Regions from separate parts of the Homo sapiens genome. Here region 2 is linked to region 1. The links are chromatin loops, found by intact Hi-C in ENCODE. Cell type or tissue: mammary epithelial cell. All regions are shown on one strand. Links, peaks and the distances in the headings refer to the core of each region. The heading gives the core; the rest is flanking DNA.

Evidence for each region. Hi-C counts contacts between places; a loop is a spot of excess contacts. Peaks named below come from ENCODE experiments on the same cell type or tissue, not always from the same donor. Only the 100,000 strongest peaks of a DNase experiment are listed, where the experiment ranks them.
Region 2: it touches region 1 in a loop (9-fold over the local background); 3 of 110 quality-filtered maps call a loop at or near these places.

Annotation. Positions count from the first base shown.
Region 1 is chr5:23,205,142-23,213,490 of GRCh38, reverse strand. No RefSeq gene overlaps it. Among named protein-coding and RNA genes, the nearest start is that of PRDM9, 300 kb to the left of the region's middle. In mammary epithelial cell, for the core only: a CTCF peak has its summit at 4,402 (motif pointing left); a DNase peak (open chromatin) is centred at 4,370.
Region 2 is chr5:23,400,950-23,409,298 of GRCh38, reverse strand. No RefSeq gene overlaps it. Among named protein-coding and RNA genes, the nearest start is that of PRDM9, 100 kb to the left of the region's middle. In mammary epithelial cell, for the core only: a CTCF peak has its summit at 3,441; a DNase peak (open chromatin) is centred at 3,798; H3K27ac peaks cover 1,017 bases.

The DNA of each region.
Region 1 (8,349 bases), core at 115-8,114:
ATTATAGGGAAATTTAAAAAATTAAAGGTTTTAAGAAAATATTTTACAGCAATATGAACACAATCTATTTATATGTATTTTGGAGAGGCAATTTTGAGCATTTGAGCCATTTTAAAAAAGTATATTGTTGACTTTAATTATCTCAGAAAAATGTAGGAATAATACAGTAATAAACAATGTATTGTATATAGATGAATTTGGGGATCTGGAGGACTGAGTGTATACCGAATATAGGTTGAAATAGAATTATATCTTACACCATGTAATATAAATATATTGCTTTCATAAGCTATTGTTTAGGTTTCTTGAATTTTTTTCTAAAATAAATGAGTGTTTTAATAATGTTTATGTTTTGCTTCTAACTAATGAGATAGTAGAGAGGGTGTTAGATTTCTACTTAAAAGCAAAAAAAATAATAGCACATTAACACGTTACGGTTGCATATATTTTATTCTCAAGAAATATAAAAAGGCAATTTCAAATGTAACCAGTCTTACATTTTCTCTTTTATTAGCACTGGAACTGGTTTCAAAGTTGACAAAGACGATATGTTGACGTGTTGTAAATGATTTTAATAATATAAATACAATATGTAGTACAATGAAAGTCACCTTGTTGTTTATTTGCAGAATTATTATTAACTTGTAATTCAGCGTCAACAATGCTTATGCTTTCTATCTTCAATCTAGTATTTATTCTGGAAATAAATTAAACAAATTAAAATGAAAGCAATAAAGCTAACCAATATGGTAAAAACTGACACAGGACAGGGCGCGGTGGCTCACGCTTGTAATCCCAGCACTTTGGGAGGCCGAGGCAGGCAGATCACAAGGTCAGGAGATCGAGACCATCCTGGCTAACACGGTGAAACCCCGTCTCTACTAAAAATATAAAAAATTAGCCGGGTGTGGTCACCGGTGTCTGTAGTCCCAGCTACTCGGGAGGGAGGCTGAGGCAGGAGAATAGCATGAACCCGGGAGGCGGAGCTTGTAGTGAGCCAAGATCACGCCACTGTACTCCAGCCTGGGCAACAGAGAGAGACTCTGTCTCAAAAATAAAAAAATAAAAAACTAAAAATAAAATAAAAATAAAACTGACACAGGTAATGAAACAATTCAGATACATTGTTGGCTGAGTCATTAGCAAGTTCATTTCAAGTCAGTAACCCCTTAAATGAGCCCACTTAAAAATTACAGATGTCATACCGTTGTATTTTTAAGTGGAAGTATGTACAGTATTTAATTATTAAAACTAGAAATTAAAATAGTTTTAATTATCACCATTAGAAACTTGGACCCACTGAAACACCTTTGCAAGTTCCTGATTGTGGGGGAAAATGAGAGATTCACAGACACTGGAATGTGCAGAATTGAATGCAATCCAATGAAACAGGCCAGTAGAGAATGAGAGAGACAGACACACACACACACATAGAGGGAAAGAGACAGAGACACAGAGAAAGTTGCATGAGATTTATTTGAAAGGTAAAATATTTTAAAGCTTTCAACTGAAATTTTTCAGAATTGTTTTTTCCTTGTGAACATCATGAGATGACATAAGGCTATTAAGTTGAAACCGATATGATCTTATTAGCATTTTCATTCAGATAATCTAAATGTATATTCAAAAATGAATCTGGTAGCTAAGAATGGATAGAAGAAGCAATTACAAAAGTTTAGATAAGATGTGATGGAAGACGGACTTTCATGTTGTTATGGGAATTGAGAGAATTAAGCATAGTCAAAAATTAGAATAAAGAATGGGGGGCCGGGCGCGGTGGCTCACGCCTGTAATCCCAGCACTTTGGGAGGCCGAGGCGGACCGATCACGAGGTCAGGAGATCGAGACCACGGTGAAACCCCGTCTCTACTAAAAATACAAAAAATTAGCCAGGCGCGGTGGCGGGTGCCTGTAGTCCCAGCTACTCCGAAGGCTGAGGCAGGAGAATGGCGTGAACCCCGGAGGCAGAGCTTGCAGTGAGCCGAGATTGCGCCAATGCACGCGAGACTCCGTCTCAAAAAAAAAAAAAGAAAGAATAAAGAATGGGCTGCGGCCATGCGCGGTGGCTCATGCCTGTAATCCCAGCGCTTTGGAGCACTTTGGGAGGCTGAGGCAGGCGGATCACCTGGGGTCCAGGAGTTCGAGACCAGCCTCAACATGGAGAAACCCTGTCTCTACTAAAAATACAAAATTAGCCAGGGGAGGTGGTGCATGCCTGTAATCCCAGCTACTTGGGAGGCTGCGGCAGGAGAATTGCTTGAACCTGGGAGGCGGAGGTTGCAGTGAGCCGAGATCGTGCCATTGCACTCCAGCCTGGGCAACAAGAGTGAAACTCCGTCTCAAGAAAAAAAAAAAAAAAAAAAAAAGAATGGGCTGCAATTGTTTAGATGTGAGAGAGAAAGTGTTGATCAACAAGTTGGATGTTAGCAATGTTTTCTGACAAAGGTATTATTGAATGAGAATGAAAGAGATGACAAGAATGACTATTTTTGTGGTTACTATAGTTGTTTTATTTTCCCCCATTTTATTCATTTTTTAATGTTTTTGAAGTTTATAAATGACACATAATTGTACATATTTATGAGGTATAGGTGATGTTTTGATACATGAATAAATAATATAGAGATCAAATCAGGGTAATTAGCATATTCATTCATTTAAATATTTATCAACAATAAGGAAATTTTAAAACCTCTCTTCTAGCTATTTTGAAATATACATTATTGTTACCTCTAGTCATCCTACTATGCAATGGAACACCAGAACTTATTTCTTCTATCTAACCATAGTTTTGTCGCTGTTGACCAATCTTTCAACATCCCCTTATTTCCCCTACCTTTCCCAGTCTCTGCTAACCACTGTTCTATTTGCTATTTCTATGAGAATGACTTCCATTTTTTAAATAATGGAATAGACAAGAATATGTAAATTCTAATAGGAAGAGGTGGATAGAGAGGGAGACATTAAAGTGACAGAAAAGGGAAATGTATGTTATTGTAAAAATAAGAAATTGGCTGAGATATTTTAATAACAATTTTAATAACATAAAAAAATAGGATAGAGATATAAGAAAAACTATATGGGGCTGATAATATTATGGAGATGATAGTGACACATTGATACTTCATTGATTATCTCCCCAACTATCTTATGTTTTATGTGTGTGGTAGGAGGCGAAGACAAAGGAGAATAGGTTGGAGATGTGAAGAGTGTGGAGAGCATTTTCAAAATTCTTGGCGGTGAATATGAGATTAGAATTGCATCCTTGAGGGTTCAGGTGAGGTTGCATAAGCAAGAATTTACTTTTAAATCAAACTGCTTAATTGTGAGATGTTCTCAATTATCACCAGAAGCCACGTTGCATTTCTGGTGTAGGCAGGATACTTTAATGCCAATTGGATTAGGTTTTGCTAAAATAATTTGATGACAGAATAAAGAGTCATGCTATTGGTCATTCAAATGATGGTGATGGTGGTGGAGGTGATCAAAGGCAATAATCGTTGAAAGAAATGATTAAAATTTTTAGTTTCTCTCACATGGATTGGACTTGAAAATAATCAAGAAATTGAAGGCCATCCTGAAATTATCCTAAAATTGTAAGGACATGAGGATTGAGTAGATGAGTGTGTGTGTGTGCACACATATGCATTTATGCATACCTCCACAGATTATACGGGAACATGGCTTAATTAAGAGGCAGCAACAGAAATTAAATTCACTCAAAGCTTCCTTCTTGGATGACTAACAATACACATAATACGAGAGAAGCTCCAACATTCTGGGGGCTGGATTACGAGTTTAATTTTAAACTTGTGAAGAAGTTTTAGGTGTTTCTCATGTATTTTTCAGAGTCCTACCAGAAGACAGCAACATTGTGTTTTAAAGAGAAAATGTTTAATATAAACAACTATTAACTAAAGCAGAGGATTGAAGCTCACAGGGGATTTGCTAAGAAGAAGGAGAACTCTGAAGAATACAGATAGGAGATCAGAGGAGTAACATTCAATCATACAACTAGAAGTAGAGAGCACCTATGGAAGAGCTCCTCACACGCAACACCCCAAACTTGAAATCCAGATCTCAGTGGCATTGGCCTAGCCTTAGCTCACTGAAACATACAGAAATCTCAGGTGCTGTCCTAGCAGAATTTGCTGAAAATTGGCTGTGTTTCTAGGGCAAGCCATCCACAGAGAGATGCCATACCTCAGAGCTTAGGAAATCAGCCTGAGGTTTTGCTGAGCTAAGCTGTTGTCTGTCCTGCACTGCAGGAAGCAGATAATGGAAAACCCATTGCTGAAGGAGCTGAATTGCAGAGAAACTGTGCACTGCAGGAACCTACTGAGAAGAGCACCCTGAGAATGAAATGCCCATTCTTCCTTCACAGTTCCTCTACTGCCCTCTATTGGTCAGTTTTAAATCCTGCCAGCCAGCAAAGTACAGACATTTAAAAGGCCCAGCTTCATTTTCAGAGGAGGAAGTAAGGGATACACGTGCAGTTGAGAGTCAATAATTTGATAAACATCACAGTGGGCTATCTACTGGAAGTAATCTGCTGAAGGAAACTTACAGCTGAAAAAAAGAGGTTAGGCAAGAAATCGGAAGTTGTCAAAGAATGGGTGTTCTCCAATTATTTTCCTAATTGACCATAAAATTTGGCACAGAAATACACATTTGAAGGTAAATTAACCATTTTGACAGCTTGACAAAAGAAAAAAAAATTGTTGTCATGCATGAAAGCTTACATTCGTTCTACTCTTCTAGCCTATAAGTAAACAAACATAATTTATAAAAGGGCCAGATAGTAAGTGTGTGATGCTTTGCTGATGATCTGGTCTCTGTTGCAACTATTTAACTTGATCATTATAAGGAAAAAAACAGCCATAGACAATGTATATGAAAATAAGGCTCTGTTCCAAACAAATTATTTATAAAATAATAATAAATATGTATAATAATATAAAATAAAATGTAAAAACATTATTTATAAAAACCAGACATGGGCTAGATTTAGTCCACAGGCCATAATTTCTGATCTCTGATTTAGATAATTACAATTGGCTAATTACAAAGAGTATATATGATCAGAATGCTTCCAGCAATAGCCAGAATGACAAATCACTGTCTTTGTTTAATGTTTTTTCTTTGTTTTTCATATAAACTTATTGTCTATATTCAATATATTCATCCATACAATGAAAAAAATATATAATTCTCAGAATTGTACATATATAAAATGGAAAACGTATCAATATTATAAAAGCATGCTTAATTTTATAAAATAATAAAACAACTCCTAAATTCAATTTATACTTGATACATTGACAAATAATATTCAACATACCATTAAGGAAAAAAAAAGCGAAATTCTATTTACCTGCTTTCAGATTTTTAATTGATGGTATGATGTTCAACTTTACTTAATTTTAATTTAGATTTTAGCAAAATTTATAAAAGTGCAGCAGACATCTATTACCCCAATATACATCCACTATTGCTTCAACATTCATAAACTGGGCTACAAAGTTTTACTATATTATTTCAAATAAATAAGTGGAAAATTATAAATGTTTATTCTTATAAATTAATTCACAGATAAATTACATGTATTTAGTTATTTTATGGATTTTTCTCATTAAAAAGAGGCCACATAAATAATTTTAAAATTTTATTTGACAAACCTTACTGATCTCTTTCAAAATCTTCTGTGTCACACACACTGTTCTGGTTACCAATATTCACACAAAAAATATTAGATACTGAAACATAATTTCTATGGCCTTAGTGTTGGTGTCTCCCCAAAAATCAGGTGTTGAGTCTGTATTAGTTCGTTTTCATACTGCTATAAAGAACTGTCCGACACTGGGTAATTTATAAAAGAAAGAGGTTTAATTGACTCACAGTTTGGCGTGACTGGGGAGGCCTCAGGAAACATACAATCATGGCGGAAACAAACGGGAAGCAAAGCACCTTCTTCACAAAATGGCAGGAAGGAGACGTGCTGAGTGAAGGGGTAAGAGCTCCTTATAAAACCATCAGACCTCATGATAACTCACCGCTATCACGAGAACAGCACCGGGGAAACCGTCCCCATGATTCAATTGCCTCTGCCTGGTGTCTCTCTTGACATGTGGGGCTTATGGAGATTATAATTCAAGATGAAATTTGAATGGAGACACAAAGCCTAACCGTATCGGTCTTTAGGAAGTGATTAGAACATGAGGGATCCACTCATGAATGGAATTAGTACCATTCTAAAAGAGGCCCAAGAGAACTGCCTTGCCTATTCCACCATGTGAAGACACAGCAAGAAGGCACTGTCTATGAACCAGGAAGCAGGCCCTCACTAGACGCTGATCTGCGGGCATTGACTTCCCGGCCTCTGGAACTGTGAAAAATAAATTTCTTTTGTTTATAAATTACTCAATCTGAGGTATTTTTGTCAAAGCAGCCTAAACATACCAACAGAAATTTAGAAGTTAGGCATAAAAGAATGGGAAGCGACTCTCATTTATCAAAGAACAGGAAGAAGTCATAAGATGGTTCGGAAAGATTAGCAAATCCTATTCAAAAGCAGTCGGGAAAATCAGTATGTTAAGAGTAGAGGTTTTGGCCAGACATGGTGACTCGTGCCTGTCATCCCGGCATTTTGGGAGTTTGAGGTGGGAGGATTGCCTGAGGACAGAAGTTTTTGACCAGCCTGGGCAACATAGTGAGACCCTTTCTCAACAAAAAAATATTTGAAAAGCTATCAGGGCGTGTGGCATGTGCCAGAAGTCTTAGCTTTTTGTGAGCCTGAGGTGGGAGGATTACTTGAGCCCAGGAGTTTGAGATTTCAGTGAGCCATTATCATGCCACTGCACTCTGGCCTGGGTGACAGAGAAGACTCTGTTTCTAAAAGAATTAAAAAGAAAAAGTTAAAAAGGGCAGAGGGAATAGTTACAATGAAAAGTTATCAATAAATAAATACGGATCATTTTGATGTGATTAGTTGGCTGTGAGTGGTGCTTAGGGAAATAACAAGTTAAGTTTGCCTGTATACTTGATTACGTTTTCTAAAACCTTAGATTCAATAGAACATAAAAAAATCTGAGAAGCGAACATTGGCTACCTTTAGGAGGTAGAATGAAGAAGTCTTGCAGAATAAATGGAATTGAGACATGGAAGAAATAAGGTAGAAACAGGGGGTATAATGGTAATTTGAAAGCCAAGGAAATTTCCCAGTGAGAGTGTGGTCAGCAGTATCAAATACCAAGCAATGAACTGCATTTGTGGACATAAAGAGAAGAAACTCCATTATGTAGAAGATACACGGGGGTTGCCATAAGTGAATTTATGTTCAAATTCCTATCCTGCCATTTAGCAACTGGGTTGCTTTGAAAAGGTTTTAGAAAAAGTCTTTCTGATCCTCAGTTTTATTTGGGAAATAAAAATGCTAATAACAACTTTCCCAAAGGTTATAATTAAGGATCAAATAATTTACTAATAATGAATCAATCTGACACATTTATGTTGTGACAATTAGTACTATTTGTGATAGCACTGAAGACTGGGAGCAAGAGTTAAAGTGCTAAATGAAAGGGATGCGAATGCAGCCTATAAATGTACAAGCTTATTTCAGGAAGTTTGACATTTATGGGAAGGAAAAAAATATCTATTTAAGTTAAGTGGGGCAGGTTGTTGGTTTGGGTTCCAGTAGTTAGAAGCTACTGTGCAAGGCAAGTATTTAAGGCAATAGGAAACATCTTCGCAAAAATAGCCAAGACCAAGAAGTACTGCATGCCATTTACATTTGTTAATCAGCACATATCCAGAGCTTAAACTGCCATACATAATACAGCATACAAAATAGTTACAAAACCCCTACCTAAATCCACTATTCCAAGCTTAATCATGCTATTTAATTGCCAAGCTTAATTTGAAAATAATTGTTCACAGCAATTAAGTAAATGCCCCAATTTCATTAACAGACTTTCTAATTAGAACCTACAACATAAAAGTGCTAATGTTGCTTCATTAGCTTTGATTTACTGTTTCTAATACACACTATTTTTTTATTATTCTTTTCTTCAAACCTGAAACTGTGTTTTAGGGTTAATTTTGTATTGTTCTTTGTAAATATCAAGGGGTAATTATTTCTGGATTAAAGCGTAGATAGATCTTATATTAAACTTTCATTTTAACTTTTCACATTAACCACATATTGGGACCAACATTTTAAAACCTCCTTATTGTAGAATAATTTAAAGCAATTAGTGAAGATTGCACTTGGCTTGAATTGTAAACAAACAGGTTTTTCAAAATTGAATATGCTCCTTCACATATGGTATCCAATTGTAAAACAGAAGAGCA
Region 2 (8,349 bases), core at 144-8,143, 200 kb before region 1:
TAAATTTATTTTCTCCCAGTTCTGGAGGCTGGAAAGTACAAGGTCAAGGTGTCAGCTGATTCAGTTTCTGGCAAAAGCTCTACTTTTTGCTTGTATACAGGTACTGTTTTTTCGTATAGTGAAGAGACAGAGAGAGCCCCTCTCTCTTCATCTGCTTAGAAGCTCACAGTCTTATCAGATTAAAGCCTTGCCCTTATAACGTCATTCATCCTTAATTAGCTCCCAAAGTTCCTTTCTCTAAATACAGTCGTATTGGGGGTTAGGGCTTCAACATATGAAATTGAAAAGGGGGCAGAAGTCTATATCACTTATTGATCAAGTATTGTGTTTAATGTTCCTTGATTGTGGTTTGCTTGATATTTTTCTCATTATTAGAGTGAGGTTACGTGTTTTGCGGAGGAAGAATAAGAAAGGTGAAGTGCCACTCTCATTATACCATATCAAGGGCACATGCTATGGACCTGACTCATTAATGTTGCTACTAACCTTGCCCATCTGGGGTACATAGTGTTTGTCATGTTTCTTCACTGTAAGTGTACTCATTTCTCCAGTTTCCATATTCTGTGCTTTGGAAGTAAGTCTCTATGAGCAGCTCACGCTCAAGGAATGGGAGTCATGCTTTATCTTTTTGAAGGCAAAATATCCACAATAGTTATTTGGAATTCTTTTGTACAGAAAATTAGCCAACTTTCCATTTATTTACTTACTCATTTATTCACTAATTTGTTTTTCTCAGTTGGGATTCATGTATGTTTATTTTGTTAGTTGGGTTATAATTCAATATTACTTTATACTGTTGCTCAAACTGTTTCATCTATGGTCATTGAAAGTTTTTTCAAATGGGATTTGAGTTCTTTATCTCTTCACATATTTTTATTGTTTCATGGTGTGTGTGTGTGTGTGTGTCTGCATGTGCGTGTTTGCACATCAGCACTTACTAACTTTCTGGCTTTATAAGATAATCTGGGCTCATTTTGCTTATTTATTGCTCCAATTCTAGAACCCAATAATTCTCTAAGGAGACTTGGTTTCTTTTCATAGAGAATGGTATTAAAAATAAATATCTAAATGTAAGTTGATTCTATTAAATTTCGATGTAAATTTTACAAATTAGAAATGAACTCAGTTGTTACTTTGCATATTGAAAGTATTTTTAAAACACGTGTTATTCAAATACTGCTTTTGTCAAATTTTAATATTTTATTAACATTATGTCTTTCCCAATTTGTGTCAAACTGATAATTTTTCTGTATATTTAAAAAAGCCGTCAGAATAAGACATACATTTCCTTAAAGTATACCATTTGATATATAAAGTATAAAGCATTAGGAAAAAATTAGCTGGAACTTCCAGTTTTAACTCCAAAAGAAAAAACTTAGAAGTAATTAATCTTTTCCTTAAAAAAAAGTGGGACGAACTTAAAATCAATGACTTTTCTTTGATCCATCAGAGAAATTAAGTCAAAGGTGAAAATGCCACCTTGAAATCTGGATACATAGGTGCAGAAAGTTACACCAAGTGCTGTTTTCCAGAAACATAAGCCACCGAAGCCATAAGCAGATAAGTATACGTAAGGGATAATTTTTGGCAATTCACTAATAATTTTGATAATTTACCAGAGGCTGGGTGTAGTGTAGATTTTTATGAAAGCAAGAAACTTGTGGGTGCACCAAGCTTTTTCTCTAGGAATCTCACGAGGTTCTCTCAGTGAAGAAGTAAAGATCCCAGAACTACTCACTTCCCTACTTTTGACATGGGGAGCAAAAGAATAAACATGTTTAAATATGCCTAGAACTTTTTCCAAAACAAATCCTTACACTTTAGGAGCAAAGACTTCTCCAGGGCCTTGTCCCAGCTGGGAGAAAGGCATTCTTCCCACTTCACCGTTCTTCAGCCTTCCTGTCTTACCTAAAGAGGAAAAATGTCAACAGGAGTCAACTGTTCAAAGAAATTGTTTAGAACCACTGTACCAGATAACTGATTAGGTGGCAGGGAAAATAAAAAGCTATACCCCTGTAGAAAAATTTGAATTTCACAAGTGCAAGAAAGAGGCCACTAAAAAGCTAAAATGTAATCAGAGGATTATGAAATGTTCCCCTGCCCTACATCTTGTCACTAAAGCAGGACTCCACTCTAATGGCATGTAATAGGGTTACATCAGAAAGAGCTTCAAGAGATACTATCTGAGAAACAATACATTAAGAAGTTCATTAATCAAAAGAGAAGACAAAAACAGGGAAGCCAGAAGAATTTTTAACCTCTAATACCTACATTTATAGCAAATATTAAGCACAGTTCAACTGTAAGACAGATGGCCATAACTTCCCACATTTACTTCATTTTCTGTTACTCAGTACAATCTGTTCAGTTTTCAACAAATAATTAAAAGATACAGCAAAGGGCAGGCAAAAACTGTCTGAAGGGACAATTATCAGAACCAGATTCAGATATAACATTGATGTTGAAATTATGAGGCAGGAAATTTGAAATAACTATGGCTAATACATTAATGGTCCTGTCTAAAAACAGACAACATGCAAGAATAGATAGGTAGTAAAGTCATACATGAAAAATCAAATAAAGAATAGAAGTAAAGGTTCAAAATAAAAAACACTGTAATAGAAAGTAACACTGACTTTGATGGGCTCATCAGTAGACGTGACACTGCTGAGGAAAGAATCAGTGAACCTGAAGATAGGTCAATAGAAATTTTCCAAATTGAAATGCAAAGAGATTAATGTGTATTTTGATAAGCTCCTTAGCTTTGAATATTTTATGAGAACATCTTTCAGTGCTATTTCTTCCAAAGTCTAAATTGAGAAAGACTGTATTAAAATTGAATCTGTTGTGATTTGTTTTAACTAATCAATTTTATCCTAAGATATTCAATAAGGTATAAAATGATTGCATAATTGTCACCCTGTTTCACTTAATTTGTCAAAAAATTACTAAATTCATGCATAGTAAAATGGCACCAACCAATATCAGACAGCTCTTTAGTGTCAAACTTTCTACCAGTTAAATTAAAGGTGAGTAAATTAACTAAGTTTATCTTTTCCTTTTTATTTAAAGTAAAAAACTCAAAAACTATAATATAACCATGGTCCCAAAATAATTCCTATGCACCGAATAATGTAGAAGAGGATTTAAAGTGCATAAATCTATAAATAATTTTAGAAAGTTTTAATAGGTGTTATAAAACATGAATAAAATGGTCATCAAAACAAAAGCATCCTGAAGTGATAAAAATGCTAATAAGAGCCCACACGGAATACATACTAAAAGCTCTTCTTTTCATAATTTGCCCATCACATTGTATGAGGCTTTTTTTCTATGATATTTTACCTGAACATTAGAAGCTATTTAGTCAATGCTGTATTGTATGTAGAATAACACTGTTGCTATGTTTGCTTCATACCCCCAGGAGGCATCATGCTTCTTTTCCTGGATGAAAATCCCCAAGTTTAGACAATAAGTTATATAGTCATTCTGATTTTATTGCTTATGGTCAATCACTGACACATAATTTTTAGGTCATGGAATCAATGTCTTCTTATATTAATGTGAAAACCACAGTACTCATTCTACCTTTGGTTGTATATATTGCCTTTTTACTATTGCCATCAGCTCATGGTTGGTTTTCCCATTTTCAAGTTACTTTTTAAAATTATAATCTAATCAAATTCTTATTACAGTCCATCTCTCATTTAGTAAAGGGTACTGTATCAGCTTTAGTCATCCTTTTCATTCTTAATTTTGTTATTCTTGCTTAACAATTCCACTCCTTTCTTATTTCCCAATGTGTGGTCACAGGCTGAATCAGAAACGATACCGTCTCTGAAACCAGGCATTTATTGCTTGATTTCTCAAGACTTCAACAACTCAGCAATTATTTGAATAAAAATAACTCCTTTTACTTTCTTTCACTTTTTAAGTAATATTACATTGAAATATAATGCATTTAAAGAAAAATGCTTACAAAAATAAAACCCAGAATAAGAAATTGCATAAATCAAATGACCCTGTGTCAACAAGTAGAATGTGTCTAATACCCCAGAGCCTCTGCATTTTTTACATTTCTTTTCCTATCCACGAATCATTCTCCTTCTCCCTTCTCTTCCTTTCTCTCTCTCTTCATATATATATTGACCCTTGAACAACATGACCCTTGAGCAATATATATGCTGACCCTTGAACAAAATGGTTTTAACTGAATGAGGCCACTTACATGAACATTAAAAAAATATGTTGAAAACATTTTGGGGGATTTGCACCAATTTGAAAAAAACTCGAAGATGAAATGTATAGCTTAGAAATACTTTTTAAATTAAGTAAAAGTTAGGTATGTGATGAATACATAAAATACATGTAGATTCGTCTATTTTATTATTTAATACCAAAAAATTTAAACAAATCCATCAGAAAAATTTTAAATTGAACAAAACTTTTGCACACAAACACTTAAGGACCATACATGGCACCATTTGCCTTCATGAGAAATGTAAACAAATATAAAGATGATGTATTAAATGATAACTGCATAAAATTAACCACAGTGCATACTGCACTACTATAATAATTTTTAACCACCTCCTATTGTTATTACAGTGGGCTTAAATGTTGTGAATATCTGCTTAAAATGCCATGTGATGCTATTCATCTCCCTTATGAACCGTTTCTTCCTCCAGTAAATTGTGTATCACAGTAAAGAGTGATCTAGTGCTGTTATTGCATATTTTTCATTGTGTTTAGTGCAACATCGTAAACCTTGAATCACACCATGGAACCCATAGGAAGTGCTGCTAATGATGCTCAGAGTGTTCCCAAGAAGCAGAGGAATGCTATGACATTACAAGAAGAAGCTGAATTGCTTGATAGGTACCATTGATTAAGGTCTGCAGCTATGATTACCTATCATTTCAAGATAAATGAATCCAATGGAAGGCACATTGTAAAAAGATAATAAAATGAAAATAAATAAAAAGGGAAAAAATCCATGAAGCTATCATTATAACTATACCAGCAGCATGAAAATCTTGAACATTTTGTGAAATACCTTTTTATCTTGTATTTAAAAAGCAGCTTTTATTTGGGAATAGGATTGCTATAAGAAAGGCATACTGATAGACTCATATAATTTAAGAAAATGCAAAGTCATTATATGAAAATGCAAAGCAAAGGAACGTGGAGAATTTAAAACTAGAGAATTTAATGCCAATGAAAGGATGGTTTGATAATTTTAGAATGAGGTTTGGCTCTTGAAATATCAAAATAACAAGAGAAGTGGCTTCTGCTGACCAAGAGGCAGCAGACGAGCTCCTAGAGGCAACTAAGAAAATCATTGAGAGAAAGGATATCTACTTGAACAAGTTTTTAATGCAGAAAAAAGTGTCCTGTTCTGAAAAAAAAAAAAATAGACTATCACAAAGGACATTTATTAGTACAAAAGAGAAGTGAGCCTCAGGATTTAAGGCAAGAAGAAATAGGCTAACTCCACTCTTTTGTGCAAATGCATTTGGTGTTATGATCAGGACTGTCCTTATGTATAAAGCTGCTAACGCTGAGCATTGTAGAGAAAAGAGAAAAAACAGCTACTAGTTTTTTGGTTGTACAAGAAGGCCTGGACAAGGAGAATCTTTTTTCTGGATTGGTTGCATTGATGCTTTGTTCCTGATTTCGGGAAGTAACTTGTCAGTAAGGAACTGCCTTTTAAAGTTTCTTTTATTGTTTAATTGGACAATGCCCTGGCCACTCAGAACCCCATGAGTTCAACAACAAAGCTGTCAAAGGGGTCTATTTGTCCCCAAATACAATGTCTTTAGTTCAGTTTCTATATCATGGGGTCACAAGGACCTTTAAGGTTCATTACACTGAGTACTCTATGGAAAGGATTGCATGGCTATGAAAGAGAACCTAGATAGAACATCATGAAAGTCTGGAGCAATTACATCATTGAAGATGCTGTAGTTATTACAGAAAAAGTCTTGAAAGCCAGCAAGCCAGAAATAATAAATTCTTGCTGGAGGAAACTGTGTGCAGATATTGTGCAGGACTTCACAGAATTTACAAAAGAGCTAATCAAGGAAATTATGAAGGACTGTAAATATGGCAAAAAAAGGTGAGTAGTGAAGGCCTTCAAGGTGTGGACTTTGGAAAAGTTCAAGAGCTAGTAGATACCACACCAGATATATAAACAGAAGATGACTTGACAGAAATGAGTGCTTTCCAACCAGTGCCTGATGATTAGGAAGAAGACATAGAAGAAACAGCATTTATTTCTCTTGCATATGTTTGCAGAACTCCAGGAGTGGTAATGACTCAGACCTTGCATCTTCTGGTCTTCTTGGAGGTTCTGCTACAGTCTGCAGATCAGCTGAATTAACTTTGTTCCATGTTTCTCGTTCTCCAACTGTGGCTTGTGATACAACTGCTATGTTATCTTTTCAGAAAAGGCCTCTAAACCAATATATTAAGCACAACTTTATAAGCATAAGCTAATAATTGGTGTCATTTACAGCCACCAAAATCCCATTGGTCAATATAATCACGTGGTTAAAACTGAAACCTAGGTAATCCCAAAGACGTAGATATTAAATACTAGTAAAATAGAGTGAAAAATTAGAAAAATAATTCAATGTAATACAACAACAAGCATGTGCATATACTTAAACAGGAAAGACCTAGGCTATAGAGGTAGCTGGTGATATTAGTGATGTACAAAGGGAAGTGGGGGATCTCATTCCCTTTTCAAACAGTTTTATCATTACTTCCTTCCTTTTCCAAGTGAAAATGTGCTTTCCAAAAATAATTACCTTAGACTTTTATTATTGGAAGAGTTTTTTTCGTTAGTATCTTCTTTAAAATATCTGTAGAATTTTGTATAGCTTTCAAACTTTCTTCCTTGAAGCTCTTGGTTCTCTTGGTTCTTTTCATATGACAGGCTTCTATTTTTGCCTCTTATTTTTCTCAGTTGTCTCATCTCACCTTTGATTTTTCTCCTGTTTTATCTGATATTTAAAGACAGGAGTACCTTTTATTACAACCCTATTGCAGCATTTTTCTTCTTTGTGTATTTTATCTCTACTTTATTTAAGTCCCATGTATTAAATGTAAATTATATAAAAGTAGCAACAATCTCTGGTCTAGTCTAGGCCTCACTTATTAGATCTAGATATGCATCCAACCGTATATATGACCCCATCACAATCTCTCTAATTTTACTATCTGTATCTCCTTCTTCTGGCCAGGTAAGCTCGATACATACTCGTCTTAAGTTATTTCAAAACACAAAGGCCTGTTCTGCCAGAGTCTTTGTGTATATGTTGTTTTCTTTGTTAATGGTGTCTTTACTTACAGTCTGGACGTATTTGTCTTGTTCTTATTCCTCTAGTCTCTTATAAAATGTCAACTTCTTAAGTAAAACTTCTCTCAGCATCAAATCAAAAGAGATATTCTTTCACCTTCCACCACTAGTTTTGCTTTCTCAAATTCCAAAAGAAAAAAAAATCAATAGTACTTGTTAAAGCGTGGTAAGAAATGCTTTACACAGGACCATAATGATCATTCTTTTGGGAGACAGGCCAAGCTAATCTGACATCCTGGGGGATGGTGGAAAATAAAACTTTGATAAGATATTGAGGATGATCAGATATCGAGGATGAAGGAGTTTCTTGCTAAACTGAGTTAGGAAGTTTCTGTGTTAAAACTAAATTTTACAAATAAGTGCACAGATGGGCCTAGCAGAAGATTCAGAATCCTGTCTGAAGTTTGGCCAAGTGGAGAATCTTTGTCATTCTCTCTTGCTCAAGGAAAGAGAAACATTCTTTCTTCCTTTGAACAACGTAACTCCATTTTCTTGTTTATTAAGGTTCAATTAAATCATCTGTTGGGACTTGGTAGTACAGGATATCTCCTGGATGGTGTGAACTATCAAACCTTTAATCACGACCGACTAATTTATATTACTTTTAGTTTTTTTTTAAAAAAGCAAATATTAATATTTGAAATAATCTGTAGACTCCGTTTCTGAGTCTAAAGGGCAGCCAGTTGAAAAGATTTCTAGATGCCGACCCTGAAGCTTCTTTAGTTGAAATGAGGATAGGCAGTGGCCATCTGACAGATTTCCTGTGTTTGCAATTTGGACGTCATAAAGGTTGTTCTTGCATAAGCTGTTGTGGAGGTTTCTCTGAGTATTATATCAGGTCATCCAGCTTCAGCTTGCAGGGCATCAGAAAAAAAGCAGTTTGTATTATACCGTGTTGTTCAGCTTTAGCTTTCTTCCAGAGTTTCTGGAAAAGAGCAGTGATTCCAACCAAAAAGGATGGAAGAAAATTGAAAATGTTTGTATGA